Linked DNA regions of Homo sapiens: region 1 is linked to region 2. A link is a contact called in ENCODE Hi-C or POLR2A ChIA-PET data. All regions are on one chromosome and are shown on one strand. Each heading gives the region's core, a stretch centred on a gene start or an enhancer-like site at or near the end of the contact. The rest is flanking DNA. Distances are from core to core; before and after follow the strand shown.

Region 1 (3,746 bases), core at 152-2,651, 310 kb after region 2:
GCCCCTTCCCAGCACATTGAATGGGTAAGCAGACAGGCCATGATTTAGTTGGCCAGCACTAACTCCACCTCTGTTCTCCTTGAACAGCTTCCCCTCCAGCCCACTGCTTTAGGATGACACAATGAATAACACCTAGTCATAGAAATCAGTCTCTCTGGTTTGTTTTGTATTATGTTGTACATCATTAAAGATCTAAATACAAAGGATATACAGTCTTGAATCTAAAATAATTTGCTAACTAACTATTTTGATTCTTCAGAGAGAACTACTAATAAAAATCTAAAAGGTATGTCTTGGTGTGATAACTTCTTTATTACCAAGGCTGTTTTATGGGAGTGGGGGGGCCATGTGGTGTATAAAGAGATTTCTTGCTTAGATTTGCTGGGGATAGAATAGGACCTAACCGTTTTCTATTTCGGAGCTTTCTTCCCACTTCAGACCTGTCCTCGTTTTTGGTTTGCAAAGGCAAGCCTAGACTGAGTCTTTTAAACCTGGCCCAGCTCCGTCTGTGGACCAAGGACGTAGGCCTTCCTGACTGTGGAGTTGGGATAGGCTGGGCCTTCAGGGGGATCACCCAGTAAAAGAGGAAGAAGCCCTTTTACTGTGAGCAGCAGGCATTTATGCATCATTTGCCACAAGCAGAGGATGGGATTTAAACTGTTTCACCAGCTCTCAGTGGTGCTGTTGTATATGATGATAGAATAGGGTTCATTCCTAAAGTAAGTAAGTTTTTGTCCTTGACCTTAATACTGTGCCATTGTCCCACTTGAGCTTTTGGCTAGACTGGGTCTTTGAAGGTTTTTAGTGATCATGTGAGGGAGGGGCCGCAGTGCCCTGCAGCCGGGAAGCACCAATAAGGATGCCCCCTGGCGGTCAGATGAGGCACTGTCAGGCTGACAAAGGGTGACTGGACCAGGCTGCTAGTGTCTCAAGAGAGCCATTTAACCCTCTTCTTGGCCTTTTAATTAAGCCCTCCTTTTAAAACCGTAAAAAGTTATCCTTTATCTGAAGGAAATAAAGGCTCACATAGTAATGGGCGTTCGGGCCAAGGCCGTGACTCATGAATCTCCATTTGACCCAGAGTGGCTTTAAAGTAATTGGCACCTGGAGGCTACTTTGTCTTCCCTGTCCTGAGCTGCTTCCTGCTAAAAAGATACACAGCAGGCAGAACTTGGCTGAAGGTTTGTGTGTGAATTCTGTTTCAGAGGCCTCAGACTGTTGAACAGAGCACTCTGTTCAACTGCCAAGGTTCCCAACACAGACCCCTGAGAGGCAGGGTGGCTGGGCAGGGTGAACTGGATGAAGGCCAGGCTAGGAGATGGACTATTCCATGAGGGGGCTGGGTAGTGAGGTGTCCCAGATAGGAGCCAGGAGCTGCCATGGAAGCATGAGAGTATCGGGCATTGTACAGAGGCCTTTCACCCGAGCAAAAGTCAGGAGAAAAATTGATGTGTGACACAGGCACCCTCTTCTGCCTCAACACTGGATTGCAGGAAGGGAAGGGAGCTGTAAATATAAGGCCTGTCTCACATCTGCTGCTGTCAGTGACACATCAAGTCAAGGTTTATGCTATTTACATTTTCAAAAACGCCTCTAAATCCCCAAATCAATCTCCAAGGGCTGATGGGGCAGAGCTCACCCCACCCCTGTCCCCCTAGCACCAATGGTTAAGTTTGGGCCAGTGTTTAGTCTTCTAAGTTAGGCACAGAATTCAGCTGGTGAAGCCTCTGGTCTCAGCATGTTGTCTTCTCTGTCTTGTGACCTCTGACCTCTAGGCTACCACTGACCACCCCATCCTCTGATCCCCAAACTTAGAAACTTCAGGGTTATTAGACCCAAATATATTCCCACAGGCAAGGGGTTAGTTAATCATATTCTCTAGGCACAAGGGAAAGGCATTAGGTTCTTCGGCCTGGCCCACCCTTGGAGGCACTCCTGTGCATGGAACTGAGGGACAGGGGCCTGTCCCTGAGGGAGAAGCTGGGACCTATCTGAAGCCACGTGGGGCTGGGGTGACGCTAGCATAGGCAGGACCAGCGTGTGGGTTCTGGTGTGTGCAGGGAGGACCTGGCAGAGGCTCCTCCAGCCTGAGAGCCCAGCACAGACTCCTGCAGGGCCCCCACCATCTCGGCACAGGGTCTGGCTCTAAGACGGCACTGTTCCCTCAGGGGCTGCGGTGGGCCCGTGGCAGGTGAGATAGAGCTGCAGCTGGCTCCTCAGACTCTGGATACACTTGGATTTCAGAACCATGATTTCATCCAGCTGGGTCACAAAATCTTCAAAATCCTGAGAAGGAAACAAGGGACGAATACAGCTTTTGCTCTTGCTGGCGCTCTGCCAGATCTGCTTTTTCAGTCCCTCCTCTGGCAGGAAAGTTTCAGAACCCAGGCCACTCTTCCAGCGGGAGAACATGTAGGATAGTTGCTATGGCACAGGGTGGGGCCTGCTGCTCTGCATTCGAGACACTTTCCAAGCAGAGGAGTATTTTGTAAGGCAGAAGGGTATTTGGTAGAAATACCTACGTGTGGTAGGCAGCAGACTGGTCACTGTTAGTCACAGGGAGGGGCCCCGACAAACCGCTAGGAAGGCAGAGCAGCTGAGGATAGAGGCTGGAAACATTTTAGCCTGGAAAAGGCGAGTGTTGCACCATCTCCCACCTGTACCTATACTCAAGATGTCTCAAAGGCGTGGCAAGAGGAGGTGTGAGGCCTCAGTTATGGTTAGTGTGTGCCAGGAGACCCTTTCCCCACACACAGCCACAGCAAACAAGGATGACCATCAAATTAGCTGCAGGCTAATTCCCAACAGCCTGTGAGTGTCCAGCCAGGGCTACTTACATTAGAAGCCAGCTGGCTCATCAGCGTCTCCTCCTTGAAGCCGAGCTCAGCCATTTCATCCAGCTGTTCCTGGTGTGCTCGGATGACCACCTGCCTGGGAACACCAGAGAGAACACTGTGATCTTCCTGGCCTCCCAGCCTCTCCTGGGTAGCTTTCTGGAGGTGATCTCATTTGTAAGCTGAGAGCTGCCTCTGCCGAAAATGGTCAAGGTTTTCACCAAGGCCAGCTTACCAACCAGCTCCCCCTCACCTGCTCTTTCTCAGGATTAGGTAAGGAATTACGGAGTACCAACGAGATACAGGGAGGGAGACAGGGGCTTCCCAAGTTGTCTCCTGCCTCCCCAGCTGTACTGAGGGGGCAGGGCTGGGTGCTGCTGCTCTTCCACAGGAGCTGCCCATTTCCCACAGCTTCCCTGCAGAAAGGCTCTCAAGGCTGTGACTGCAACTGGCATACTTGGCACAAGATGGAGCCTATTGCCTGGTCTGCTATCATTTCTACTTCCTGTGGAGGGCCCGGGACCAAAGCAGAGGGTTGGAGCTAGAAGCAGACTAGCTCACCTGCGTACCCCTGCATGGCTTCTCTTTGTCCATGACAAAACAGTAAGCTGGAGTGGAGGGTGGGTGCCAAAGGGGCTCAAGTCTTAGGGAAAGTGTCCAACTTACTGCGCTTGCTCCAGGGTGGGCTGACGGAGTGTCCCTGCAGTCTTGGGAGAGCAGCTGGGAACCAAGGGAGAACTTGGCCTTGCTAAGCACCTTGAGATCGGCCTGGGTTTGAGCCATGTGACATTTTCACTGTTGCAGGGCAACTTGATGGGGTCTGTGGACAAACCAAACTCCTGCCAACCAAGCCTTGTAGGATGTTTTCTCTCCTGGGCCCAGAGCTGGTCAGCCACATCACTACTTCCTGTT
Region 2 (3,689 bases), core at 574-3,073:
GAGCTTGCAGTGAGCTGAGATGGCGCCACTGCACTCCAGCCTGGGTGACAGACTGGGTGACAAACAAACAAACAAAAAACAAAATCCAATAGATACAAGAATATGTATGACGAATATTATGTTTCTCTTCCACACCACTCTCCCATACTTGCTCCACAAAGGCAAACACTGTACCCGGTTTTCCTGAATGTCTCTTTCAGAGATACTATATCACAATATATATAGACAGACAGACAGACAGACATATATATACACACACTATATACCTTACTGTCTCACAAATCATTTAATTTCCATTGAGTGTCTCACATTAATGTTCAAAGAGCTACTTCATACTCATTTTGGTGACTACACAGAAATCTAGTACACATAGGTATCATTTTATAAAACCAGTACTATATTAATGGACTTTTAGGTCAAATCTTATGCTATTAAAAGCAATGCACTAATGAATACATTTGTATGTAAGATATTTTGTGCAAGTACAAGTATACCTGTAGGATCAACTGGTAGGATAAAGTTGCCCCTTCACAGGGTAAATATATTTTGAATTTTGATAAATATTATAAAATTACTGTCCACAGATAGAACACATCCTTTTTAACACACTCTAATATCAAACACTTTTGAATCTCCTGGTTTAATTGGTGGAAAATGGTATTAAAAAATACAAACTAAAATGATACAAATGTGCTAAGTATCATTTCATATACTTAAGTGTTCTTTACTTATAGACTGTTCTTATCTCTTTAGCCAGTTTTTTAACCTGTTTGTTGATCTGCTTTATTTTTACTCTTTTTATATTAAGGAAATTAACTCTTTTTGTCTATGATACAAATTTTGAGTATTTTTTTCATTGTTTGTCTGCCTAATTTGGTGTTTTCTGCCATACCCAGAAAGGTCTCCCTCACACAGAACAACAAAAAAATTCTCCTGTGTTTTCTCTATTATAGTTCTAGATTCACTATTTATGTTTAACTATCTGACCCACTGGCATTTTGGCATAGAGATCCAACTTCATTTTTCAAACGGTTTTAATAAAGCGTTTTTTCACTACTGATTTGAAAAGCCAGTTCTACCATATGGGACAGAGGTTGGCCCTCTTTTTCTCTATGGGGCCAGATAGTACAACAACCTAATATTTTAGCCTTTGTGTCTCATCACGTTGCCCAGGCTGGTCTCGAACTCCTGCTCAAGCAATCCTCCTCCTTCTGCCTCCCCAAGTGCTGGGATTACATGAGCCACTGTGCCCAGCTAGCTGAGTGTCAACAGAATTTAATTTAAAAAAAAACAAATGGCAGAGCTGGTTTAGGCGCATTCATTTTTGAACTTGGTATTATAGGCATGCACCAAACACACAGGTTTTATAAAGAATATGGGAATAGCATGGTTCTATCTAAAAAGTCCTATCACTCACTAGTTATGTGTGCAGAAAAAGTTAATATAGGGACCTACAATTCCTCTCAAAAAGGCCTGCTTGATGACTGGACCTTGGCTAATGTCTGAGAATTTGGACTGCTGGTATGTACTTGGCAAAGGGTGCCAACACACTAACCTATTAAGAGTGGCTCACTGTGCTAAGAATGTCTGTATAAACAATGTGGTTTATGCTCAACATCTGCTTTCCTTCTAGGAATCTGTAATTTTGCTATGTGCTATAGCAAAAAATGTAGGCACAGGGTACCTACATTTCTTGCCCCAGCAAAAACTTTGGGCACTGAGTCTCTAATGATTTCCCTTGGTAGACATCGCTTCAAACCCCGGAGTGGTCTCATGTACTTCCAACACAGTAAGTCATTTCACAGAACAGAGGAATATGCTTCCCTGTCTCTCTATATGCCCTAACCATAAACCAGCCCACATGGCCAGCTCCACAATGAATGAAATCCCCTGCTATTCCTTAATACAGTGTGGCATGTGAGTGCTGGTGGGGAATGGTGGCTTAATGTCACAATTTCTGTGGGAGTTTAGTTTAGAAAACATCCAGTCTACACATGGGACCTTTACAATACAAACCACGGAATGTAAAGGTTGATGAAATCATAGTTGATACTTCAAAATGTTAGAATGAGAAAGCATGAGAGTGTGATAGTTAAAATACTGTCCAGGCCGGGCGTGGTGGCTCACACCTGTGATCTCAGCACTTTTGGAGGCCGAGGTGGGCAGATCACCTTAGTCCAGGAGTTCCAGACCAGCCTGGGCAACATGGCAAACCCCTGTCACATTAAAAAAATACAAAAAAATCAGCCAGGAGTGACGGCATGTGCCTATAGTCCCACCTACTAGAGAGGCTGAGGTGGGAGGATGGACTGAGCCTGGGAGGTCAAGATGGCAGTGACGCGTTACTGTGCCACTGTACTCCAGCCTGTGCAACAGAGCAAGATCCTGACTCAAAAAAAAAAAAAATAAAATAATAGAGTAAAATATTGTCTAGGCTGGATACAGTGGTGCACATCTATAATCCCAGTTACTCAGAAGGCTGAGATTAAAAGACTGCTTGAGGCCAGGAGGTGGAGATCAGCCTACGCAGCACAGGAAGACCCCATCTCAAAAAAAAAAAAAAAAAAAAAAGTCTTAAAATGTTTTCCACATTCTATGTTCTATCACCACCCTCTTCTAAGAGAGCTCAGAAAATTCTGTCCATGCATTTACACAAAGTGTTAGATGTTCATATTTGCATGCTTTTACCATACTTTTCAAGGCATGTACTACCACCACAATTACTACCAACAATAATGAAACTATCAAGAACAACAACAAAAACAAATAAATGCAAGTATTGTATAACAAAGGAAGACTGATTTAACTGAGAAACTGCAAGAGTTCTACTAAAAAGAAACATCTCTGGACAAATTCCACATTAGTCTTCACAAGTCAACACACTCTGCCAAAGCTTGAAACGTCCTCAGTAGGGGCAAACCCACAAACAATGTATACCTACCAAGATGACTGAGGACTGAGGACTGGGATGTTGGGGGCTTGAGGTCCCAAGAAGTAGTAGTTGTAGGGTGACTTGTACTATTCTGCTGTGTACTTGGGGTGGTGGTAAACTGGCCCAAACTCGGAGCTTTCAACTGGTCCAAAATCTGGGAGCTGGTGATGTTTGCCATTTTTGGTGGTGCAAGCTCTCCAAATCCTGAGCCAAGGACGGATGACTTTAAAAGGGGGATAAAAGAACAAATCCTCAACAATACAGAATTTCTGCCCAAGGCTTTAAAACATATCAAGTATTTTCACAAGTATGTTAAAACCTATAATCTAAAACATATGAATTACTAAAATATAACTTAGAAAATACTACATGAAAATATTACTATGCAATGAAAACTGACTAAATAAATGCAGCTATCCTTCCTCATTCTGACATAAGAAGTTAAAGGGAAGGGAAATATTTGCCATGAATTTGAAGAAATCAATTTTTAAAAACGTGATGTTGGCCGGGCGCGGTGGCTCACGCCTGTAATCCCAACACTTTGGGAGGCCAAGGTAGGTGGATTACAAGGTCAGGCGGATCACGAGGTCAGCAGATTGAGACCATTCTGGCTACCACAGTGAAACCCCGGCTCTACTAAAAATACAAAAAAATTAGCCGGGAGTTTTGGCAGGCGCTTGTAGTCCCAGCTACTCGGGAGACTGAGGCAGGAGAATGGCATGAACCCAGGAGGCGGAGCTTGTAGTGAGCAGAGATC

What was found. Hi-C counts contacts between places; a loop is a spot of excess contacts on that map. ChIA-PET counts read pairs that join two places held with the same protein, here RNA polymerase II (POLR2A). Pooled maps may share reads with other maps.
Region 1: a map of mammary epithelial cell shows a loop between it and region 2 (5-fold over the local background). The contact joins two enhancer-like sites. A Hi-C loop is called at or near these places in 2 of 168 maps with a recorded cell type or tissue (ascending aorta and mammary epithelial cell), 1 of 37 single-sample maps with no recorded cell type and 3 of 50 pooled maps. POLR2A ChIA-PET finds 5 or more read pairs at or near these places in 3 of 52 experiments (AG04450, H1 and activated CD4-positive, alpha-beta T cell).

Annotation. Positions count from the first base shown.
Region 1 is chr9:34,252,235-34,255,980 of GRCh38, forward strand. UBAP1 (ubiquitin associated protein 1) reads left to right here. Exons shown (of 7, transcript NM_016525.5): 7 at 1-289. It overlaps KIF24 (kinesin family member 24), which reads right to left. Exons shown (of 13, transcript NM_194313.4): 11 at 3,501-3,746; 12 at 2,838-2,931; 13 at 146-2,286. The coding sequence ends at 2,146. Among named protein-coding and RNA genes, the nearest start is that of UBAP1, 75 kb to the left of the region's middle. RefSeq lists a silencer at 914-963 and an enhancer at 2,165-3,364. Within about 2 kb of position 1,402, at least 21 of the 41 ENCODE cell types and tissues checked have a DNase peak (open chromatin) inside an H3K27ac peak, as active enhancers do; they include ascending aorta and mammary epithelial cell, where a contact is called at or near this core.
Region 2 is chr9:33,945,433-33,949,121 of GRCh38, forward strand. It overlaps UBAP2 (ubiquitin associated protein 2), which reads right to left. Exons shown (of 29, transcript NM_001370062.2): 13 at 2,942-3,155. Among named protein-coding and RNA genes, the nearest start is that of SNORD121A, 5.6 kb to the right of the region's middle. Within about 2 kb of position 1,824, at least 3 of the 41 ENCODE cell types and tissues checked have a DNase peak (open chromatin) inside an H3K27ac peak, as active enhancers do; they include ascending aorta and mammary epithelial cell, where a contact is called at or near this core.